Linked DNA regions of Homo sapiens: region 2 is linked to region 1. A link is a loop called in an ENCODE intact Hi-C map of the cell type or tissue named here. Cell type or tissue: thyroid gland. All regions are shown on one strand. Links, peaks and the distances in the headings refer to the core of each region. The heading gives the core; the rest is flanking DNA. Region 1 has its middle 27 kb from the start of NTNG2. Region 2 has its middle 59 kb from the start of RAPGEF1.

Evidence for each region. A loop is a pair of places that touch in the nucleus more often than their neighbours do. Peaks named below come from ENCODE experiments on the same cell type or tissue, not always from the same donor. Only the 100,000 strongest peaks of a DNase experiment are listed, where the experiment ranks them.
Region 2: it touches region 1 in a loop (1.9-fold over the local background); 1 of 110 quality-filtered maps calls a loop at or near these places.

Annotation. Positions count from the first base shown.
Region 1 is chr9:132,132,466-132,136,850 of GRCh38, forward strand. No RefSeq gene overlaps it. Among named protein-coding and RNA genes, the nearest start is that of NTNG2, 27 kb to the right of the region's middle. RefSeq lists an enhancer at 4,087-4,385. In thyroid gland, for the core only: no CTCF peak of the experiment used is centred there; no DNase peak of the experiment used is centred there.
Region 2 is chr9:131,796,811-131,801,195 of GRCh38, forward strand. No RefSeq gene overlaps it. Among named protein-coding and RNA genes, the nearest start is that of RAPGEF1, 59 kb to the left of the region's middle. RefSeq lists a silencer at 2,512-2,702. In thyroid gland, for the core only: no CTCF peak of the experiment used is centred there; a DNase peak (open chromatin) is centred at 2,574.

The DNA.
Region 1 (4,385 bases), core at 81-4,080:
ACAGGGCTATGTGCTTAAGCAAAGCCTCCGCCCATGAGACAAGGTAGAGGGGCAGATGAGGGCCCCAGGCTGCAGGGTTTCCTTTTGTTTCTGAAGCCAATGGAGGGGTGAGGGACGGGGATGGGTGAGCCCAGACTGGAAGTGACAAGAATCAGGTGGAGCTTCAAGTGGATCATTCCAGGAGCAAGAGATGGAAACCAGCTCCTACGGAGCATCTACTCTGCGCCTGTGTATTCGTTTCCTGTTGCCACTATAGTTTGTTATGGGGTAGCAAACTACCCCATACACTTAGTGGCTTGAAACAACACACATTGGCCAGGTGCGGTGGCTCACGCCTGTAATCCCAGCACTTTGGGAGGCCGAGGCGGGTGGAACACCTGAGGTCAGCAGTTCGAGATCAGCCTGGCCAACATGGTGAAACCCTGTCTCTACTAAAAATACAAAAATTAGCCGAGCGTGGTGGGGCTTGCCTGTAATCCCAGTTACTTGGGAAACTGAGTCACGAGAATCATTTGAACCCAGGAGGCGGAGGTTGCAGTGATTGCACCACTGCACTCCAGCCTGGGTGATAGAGCAAGACTCCATCTCAAAACAAAACAAAACAAAAAAATCAACACACATTTATTGTCTTACAGTTCTGAAGGTCACAAGTCCAAGATCAGTCTCTGTGAACTAAAATTAAGGTGTCAGCAAAGCCAAGTTCCTTCTGGAGGTGCTAGAGGAAGGTCAGGAGCCACCAAATCAGACTGAATCAGGTCTAAGCTTGGGGCCTTCAGTGATGGAGAATTAACAGAGCTGACAAAAGAAGTGAGGAGATGAGGTTGAGGATAGGGGGAAGGCTAGTGGCTGCATTCGGGGCCAGATGGAAGGGCCCAGCTGGAAGCTTACGCCAAGGGAGGGGTTGGGCTGGGAACAGTTCTGAAGGTCAAGCATAGACTCGGGGAGTCCCTGAGATGGGGTTAAGGGAGAAAAGGGTTGGGCATAGAACCAGAGCGGGGAACAGGGCCAGGACGCAGCAGAAAGGCTCCCAAGGTGTCATAAGGAGGGGAGAGGGAGGGAGTGGCCAGCAAGGCTGGTAGTGTCTAGGAATGTAGTGTCAGACACCAAAGGGAGTGAACAGAAAGATGGTCAAATGCCAAGTGAAGCTCTTGGGTTCAGCAACTTGGAAGTGTCTCGCAGCAAAAATGCAGGGGTTCCCACCATCACCAGCTCTCAGGTGGTCTTGAGAAGGGCTGTGTTTGGTGCTGTCCAGGCTAGGCTGGCTGTAAAGACTGCAAGACCTTTGTGAGATGCTTAAGCTCCAGGAAGATCCTTCTCAACCCAAAGCAAGAACCTCCCGGCTGAGCCCAGTTAGCCTCCACCCTGTGAGAGACAGCAATAAGACTCCGATGCTGTTTAAGGCACTAGGCCATGGGGCAGTTTGTTATGCAGCCTTAATAGCATGGGTCAAGGATAACATTGGTAGTTTCGGGTGGAAATTTGGCAGGAAAATCAGTGGTCTGTTGGCAGATATTTTAGTTCCAAATTGTCCACGGGTACTCTAATTGGAGATGGGATTGGGAAGAAGAGAATTTTTATCTCCAGAGCTGCCTCTTCCCTCCCACTAACACACCAGCCCCTCCTTTCCCAAGGCATTCTGCTCTTGTTGTACCCTTATCATTCAAGTCTACTTTGGGGGAATCAGCGTGTTTTTCTTTCCAGGGCCATTGATGCCTATAACCTGAGCTCTTCCTCTGAAAGGAAAGACTTGACTCCCCAGTTTCAGTGGCTAAGGGTTGGGTCGGCACTGCACTGAAGCTAGGTCATAGCTGAGGGTTGAGTCGGCACTGTACTGAAGCTAGGTCATAGCTGAGGGTTGAGTTGGCACTGTACTGAAGCTAGGTCATAGCTGAGGGTTGGGTCGGCACTGTACTGAAGCTAGGTCATAGCTGAGGGTTGGATCGGCACTGTACTGAAGCTAGGTCATAGCTGAGGGTTGAGTTGGCACTGTACTGAAGCTAGGTCATAGCTGAGGGTTGGGTCAGCACTGTACTGAAGCCAGGTCATAGTGGCTTGAGAGAGCCAATCGTTACATTTTAAAGAATTTGGTGAGATGATTATTGTGATGGCTAATTTTAGGTGTTTAGGTGTTTTGACTGGATTAAGGGATACCCAGATAGCTGGTAAAGCACTGTTGCTGGATATGCCTGTGAGGGTGTTTCCAGAAGAGACTGGCATTTGAAGCCATGGACTGAGTAAGGGAGACCCATCTTCATCCAATGTGGGTGGGCACCATCCAATCAGCCGAAAGCCCAGGTAGAACAAAAAGGCAGAATAAAGCTGAATTCATTCTCTCTTCTGGAGCTGGGACACCCTTCTTCTCTTGTCCTTGGACATCAAACTCCAGGTTCTCTGGCCTTTGGACTCTAAGACTTGCACCAGCAGCCCCCCTGGGTTCTCAAGACTTTGTCCTTGAACTAAGAGTTACACCATTGGCTTCTCTGGTTCTGAGGCTTTCAGACTTGGACTGAGCCCAGCCTCCCTGGGTCTCTAGCTTGCAGATGGCATATCATGGGACTTCTCAGCCTCCATAATCACGTGCACCAGTTTTCCTGAATAACCCCCTCTCAGATCTCTGTATATACCCTATTGGTTCTGTCTCTCTGGAGAATCTAGACTAATATAATCATTAAACACAACCATTATTAAAAATTAAATTACAGCTGGGCATCATGGTTCATGCCTATAATCCCAGCATTTTAGGAGGCCGAGGTGGGGGCAGATCACTTAAGCCCAAGAGTTCAAGACCAGCCTGGGTAACATGGCAAAACCCTGTCGCTACAAAAAATTCACTGGGTGTGGTGGTGCATACCTATAATCTCAGCTACTTGGGAGGCTAAGGCACAAGAATTGCTTGAACCCAGGATGCAGAGGTTGCGGTGAGCTGAAATCATGCCACTGCATTCCAGCCTAGGTGATGGAGCAAGACCCTGTCTCAGAAAACAAAAACAACAACAAAAAACCTTTTACCAACATGCCACTTCAACTTTGGGACAGGTTTGAGAGGGAGCCAGAATGGCCCCCTTAGCCAGATCCTTGTAGACTTTTGTTTGGAGCTTATGACATCATACTGTTCTCACCAAGGCTTGTGGTATCTGTTTGTCGCCAACAAAGCTGATTTTTTTTTTTTTTTTTTTGAGACAGAGCCTGTCTTTGTCTGTTGCCCATGCTGGAGTCCAGTGGCACGATCTCGGCCCAGCCTGAGCACACAGCCAATTCAAGCAGGTCTTCATCAATTTGTTGTAGAATTTTTTTTTTTTTTCTGAGACCCTCTTGCTTTGTTGCCCAGGCTGGAGTGTAGTGGCACAATCTCGGCTGACTGCAACCTCCGCCTCCCAGGTTCAAGCAATTCCCCCATGTCAGCATCCTGAGTAGCTGGGGTTACAGGCACCCACCACCACACCCAGCTAGTTTTTGTATTTTTAGTACAGACTGGGTTTCACCATGTTGGCCAGGCTGGTCTCGAACTCCTGAGCTCAAGTGATCTGCCCGCCTTGGCCTCCCAAAGTGCTGGGATTATAGGCGTGAGCCACCGCACCCAGCCCATTGTAGGTTTTAAGATCACTGGTATCATCCATAGTAAAAAGAGAGAGGGATGGTCATGTTCATAGACCTTAAAGTGGAAAGTCACCTACACCTGGAGGCAGAGGCCTGGAAACTTCCAGCCACATGACCTCAGGAAAGTCCTTTCCCTTGTTACGTCTCAGTATCCCCAACTGTAAAGCAGGAGGGAGGACCCTGATGTCAAGGCCCCTCTGGCGCAGGACTGTGAAGTGCCTAGGATGGGCTCCCATGGACCGGCTGGAGTCCCCAGATCCCCTGGGGTCCACCAACCCTGCTCCGGCAGCACACCCTGCGGGCTGCGGCTCCCTCCCCTGCCCAAGTGGGTGCTTCTGAGGGAAGGGTCCAGATAGCTCTCCTGCCTCTCCTCCTGCCTTGACAGGGAGCAGGCTGCATGGAGAGGCTTTTAAACCTGCCTGGCTGCTGTGAGTATTGATCAGCTTTGTTCCTTAATGGGATTCTTGCGTGCTCGCTGCCGGCCGCCCCTCCTCCAGCCCCCATTATTCTGGGCCATCGCTGCTTCAGGCCTCCTTCCCTCAGCTGAACAACACCAGAGAGTGGAAGAGCTGAGAGCGGCGCTCCTCTAAGGGGGAACGAGGGGACAAGCAAGCCACAGTGCTAGCTGGGGGCTGAGAGCTGAGCCACTGCCTGTCACAAAGGATGGCCAACTGCCGAGCACCTGTCCCAGGAGCTGCGGGCTACTTGGTGACCCCCACGCTGGGGTCAGGTCCTGGAGCCCTCTCCTGAGCCCAGCTGAGCCCCTCCTTCCTCCCTCATGGGTCCAA
Region 2 (4,385 bases), core at 111-4,110, 340 kb before region 1:
TTAGTGCCTGTGTTAACAACTGGGGAGAACAAGACTCAGAGGAGGCCAGGCACGGTGGGTGGTTCACACCTGTAATCTCAGCACTTTGGGAAGCTGAGATGAGCAGATTACCTGAGGTCAGGAGTTTGAGATCAGCCTGGTCAACATGATGAAACCCCGCCTCTACTAAAAATACAAAAATTAACCAGGCGTGGTGGCATGCATTTGTAGTCCCAGCTACTCGGGAGGCTCAGGCAGGAGAATTGCTTGAATCCAGGAGGTGGAGGTTGCAGTGAGCCAAGATCGCACCACTGTACTACAGCCTGGGCGAAAGGGTGAGACTCTCTCTCAAAAAAAGAAAAAGACTCAGAGGAGACCAAGGGCCTCTCTGAAGGACACGGTGTGACCACATCACATCCTCAGCACTCTTCCTGTCCCCTTGCACTGTGTTCCCTGCCCGTAGCATGGATCTGAAACTTAGGGCCAATTCTCAGGACAGTATAGGGAAGGCATGGGTAGGAGCCCTGAGATGCCAAGGACGAGGTGCCGTCAGCTGGAGTCACTCCCACAAGCTTAGCCTTCAGAGGTTTCCTCTCAGTGTCTGCAAAGAACTCCAGTTTTCCTTAAATAGTTTCATTTTGCCTAATTATCCTCCAGCCGCAAAGCGAATAAGAGGCATGAGGGATTAAGGAGAATCAAGAGGAACAGGCATTAGGGCTGTGAGCTGGAAGTGGGGAGGATGGGGAAGCCAGGGCAATTGGAGAGTCGGGTCAAAGCATATACAAGTTGCACTCCGTTTGAGAAACAGTATGTCAGAGTGGCTAAGAGAGTAGGCTCTGCACTCAGACTGACCTGGGTTTGAGATCCATATGGCCACTGGCTAACTCAGGGACCTTGGGCAAGTTCCTTGACCTCTCTGAGCCTTATTCCACATTTGTAACTTCAGAATAATGATGTCTACTCCAAACATGGATTGTCAGGATTTACTGAGAGAATGGCACCATGCCTGGCTCTCAGTAAGGCTCAATAAACAATAATGATTATGCACAGAGGTCAGAGAGGGTAGAGGAACTTGGAAAGTTATAAAAAGGCTCAAAATCCCTGAGTTTGATTCTAAATGTCTTTGCAATCTAGTCCAGGAAGGCAGGGTCATGTCTGTCTTGTGACTACTGCACTGGTCCCAGCAACCAGCAAAGTTCCTGCCTATTGGAGGGCCTGCCTGGCTCCTGATTGAAAGGAAGAATCAATGAGTGGGTGAGTGAATGAAGGGCAACAGCCTTCCTTCTTTGCAGCTGCAGAGGCTGGGCAGTTATTGGGCCATGCAGGACTCAATCAGTCTGCCCTTTCTTGTTTTCTGGTGCCCTCCAGCCTTGACGCCATGTTTAGACCATTGATATTCACAGAATAATTTCCAGCATTGATTACTCAGATGGAACACCCTCCCTCCCAAGCTCCGCCGCCTTCCTCAGTCTTCCCCACCACAGGCGACTCCACCGAGTTTCCTGATTAATTCCCCTCCATAAACATTCTGATGAAGCCGCCAGCTCTCGCCAGGCAGCCTCCCAGAGCAAGGATTATTTCACAAAGCTGCTTTTCTCTTTGTGACCTGTGTTCATTAGCTGCTGCAAGGGTCACAGTCTGGGCTGCTTCAGTGGGGCCACCTCTGGGCAGGCAGTTCCCCTAGAGGAGAAGCTCTTCCCAGCCTGCCCAGGGTGGAGAAGGTCACCCCTGCCCAGACCCAGTGGCCTGGAAGCCGTGGGAAGTAGCACATTCCTGGCAAGGGAAGAGATGCTCTCAGTGGAGAAAATACTAGGTGGAGGCGCATGACACTTCTGATATTCAGCCATTTGCTGACCCATGAAAATGGCAATTCAATTTAATAGGACCCTCTGTGGTTGAGCCTAGAGAGAGGGAGGGGAAAAAGGAGTGAGGGGTCTGGAGTCAGAAACACAGGCAGTCCTGCTCTGTGTCTTCTCAGCTGTGTGGCTTGAGGAATGTGGCCTCATCCCTCTGGGCTGACTTGTCAAGTGTTGATAGCCACAGCACCGCCTTGCAGGGGGGTGTGTAGTTTCAGTGCAATCATTACATCACAGCCTGCTTCCGTGGCTGCTGCAACATCCCTGTGCCCTCAACAGCAGCTATTTTAGCAATAACGAGTGAGTTGGGGGCACTGGGATAGTGCAGCTGCCCACTGACTGGCTCCCCAGGTGCCTACCTTCACTTCTTCGGAGTCACTTCTCTGGCAAAGGCACCCAGGGGGTCCAGGAGACCTTGGACACAATGGATTTTAGTGGCAACCAGAGAGGTCCTCTATAGCCCACTTCCATGAGTGGATAAACATGGTGCCTGGCACAGACGGGATCCTCAACAAACTGAAATGAATGAGACAAGTGTATCAGCTGATGTCTTAGAACACAGAATTCAGCTTTGAGAAGTAAAAGATACAAAAAAAGTCATAGGAGGTTGGAGAGTGGGCATGGTGGGAGAGCAGCAGCCAGCTCCTGGGGGTGGGTTAGCAGGTGCTTTTATGGGGCCCTGGAAGTCACTGGCACTTTGAGCCTAAGGGTGTGGCGAGTGTCTGGGGAGCTGTCCGTGGTGCTGAAGCACAACCACTGGTGAGGGCAGCTGTCCTTTCAGTGCCTGTGCTCAGCGGAAGCCTGTCCCACTCCTTCAGGAATTCTGAGTCCAGAAAGGAAAGAAGCAGTGGAAAGGGAGGCAGAGAGTGAGAGGTGAGGCCTGCACAAAAGGTTATTCGTCAGACAATCACTGCCAGACTGGAGGAAGCACTTTTGTTTTCACATTATTGCAGTCACCAAACACTAATTCCCTCATGAGGGAAACATCGGCATCTCTCCCACCAACATGCTCCGAATGCCATCCTTTTTTCATTGCTGTGTAGTATTCCATCACATGAACTATACATAACTACCACAATTTGTTAACTCATTCTATTTTTTTTTTTTTGACAGACTCTTGCTCTCACTCAGGCTGGAGTGCAGTGGCACGATCACCGCTCACTGTAGCCTCAACTTCCTAGGCTCATGTGATCCCTCTGCCTCAGCCTCCTGTGTAGCTGGGGCACAGGCATGTACCATCATGCCCAGCTAATTTTTTTTTTGTAGAGATGGGGTCTCCTTATGTTTTCCTGGCTAGTCATGAACCCCTGGGCTCAAGCAGTCCTCCTGCCTTGGCCTCTCAAGATGCTGAGATTACAGGTATGAGCCACTGCACCTGGCCCCAATGCCATCATTATGGCAAAAGTCAAATCAATCTTGTGTCTCCAAATTTGTGATGTGCACCCACCCTCATTCCTCTTGTCTGGAACCTCTCTGCAGGTCACTGCCCACTGCTCCTTCCAGCTCCAGGCCTTTTGCCCTTCCTACTTTCCATCATCTCATCTGACCCATCCTTTAGAGCCTGTCTCCAGATTCTCCTCTTCCAGGAAGCCTCCCTTGACCACTTCAGCCCACTCTGCCTTCTTGCTCCTCTGACCACCTACTGAACTTGGAGCCAAGTTTAGCAAGCGCTGCTTTTCAAGATATTCTCCATAAGTGCTCTCTTTCTCCCCACTCAGTTGTGAGCTCTCAGGGGACCCAGTTCTTGCTTCTTTTACCTCCTTCCAGCAGAGCCAAGCCTGAATTCTGCATGAATATCAACATCAGCAGCAGTGGCATCAGCCACTGTGAATGAGCACTAAGGCTGTGTTGGGGCTGTGCTGCACTTCCTGTGCTTTATCTCACTGAAAACCCATGGTAACTCTGTGAAAGCAGATCCTATGATTACCACCATTATAATAGGAGGCTCAGAGGGACGAGGTAACTTGCCTAAAGCCATACATGCATGAGGGCTAGGGTTCAAGCAAAGGTCTGCCTGACCTCAGGGTCTAGTTCTTAACCAGCAGTCCATCTGATTCATAGCAGTGACCCATAATGGCAACACACATTCTGAAACCAGTCCCGCTCTGCTGTTTACTTATGTTGAGGCTGTACGCCTAAAGAACCAGCGCTAGAAGAATTGGGGATAGGAAGATTTTTTTTTTTAAAATCAGTACAGAGCAGAGAGCACTGCATTATTTTTCTGCCTCTAAGAACATTCTCATTACTTACAAATTACATTAATTTCTACAAACACTTATTGACACCCACTGCCTGCTGTGCACCCTGCGTTATGATGAGTACTGGATTAGACAGTCATAAATAAAACACACACTGGCACAGTCAGTCTGTGATAGAAGCTTTTAGAGAGAGAATTAGAAAAGGGCTCTGTGGCTCAGCCCCATCCTGGGGGCCCAGCCAATAGATGGCACCAGCTTCTATGCTTTTAGAAAGACCCTGGAGTGTCCAGAACACCGCTCAGACTCCTGCAGAGACATGAGGAACATGTGGGGCTGGGGCTCTGGAATTTTC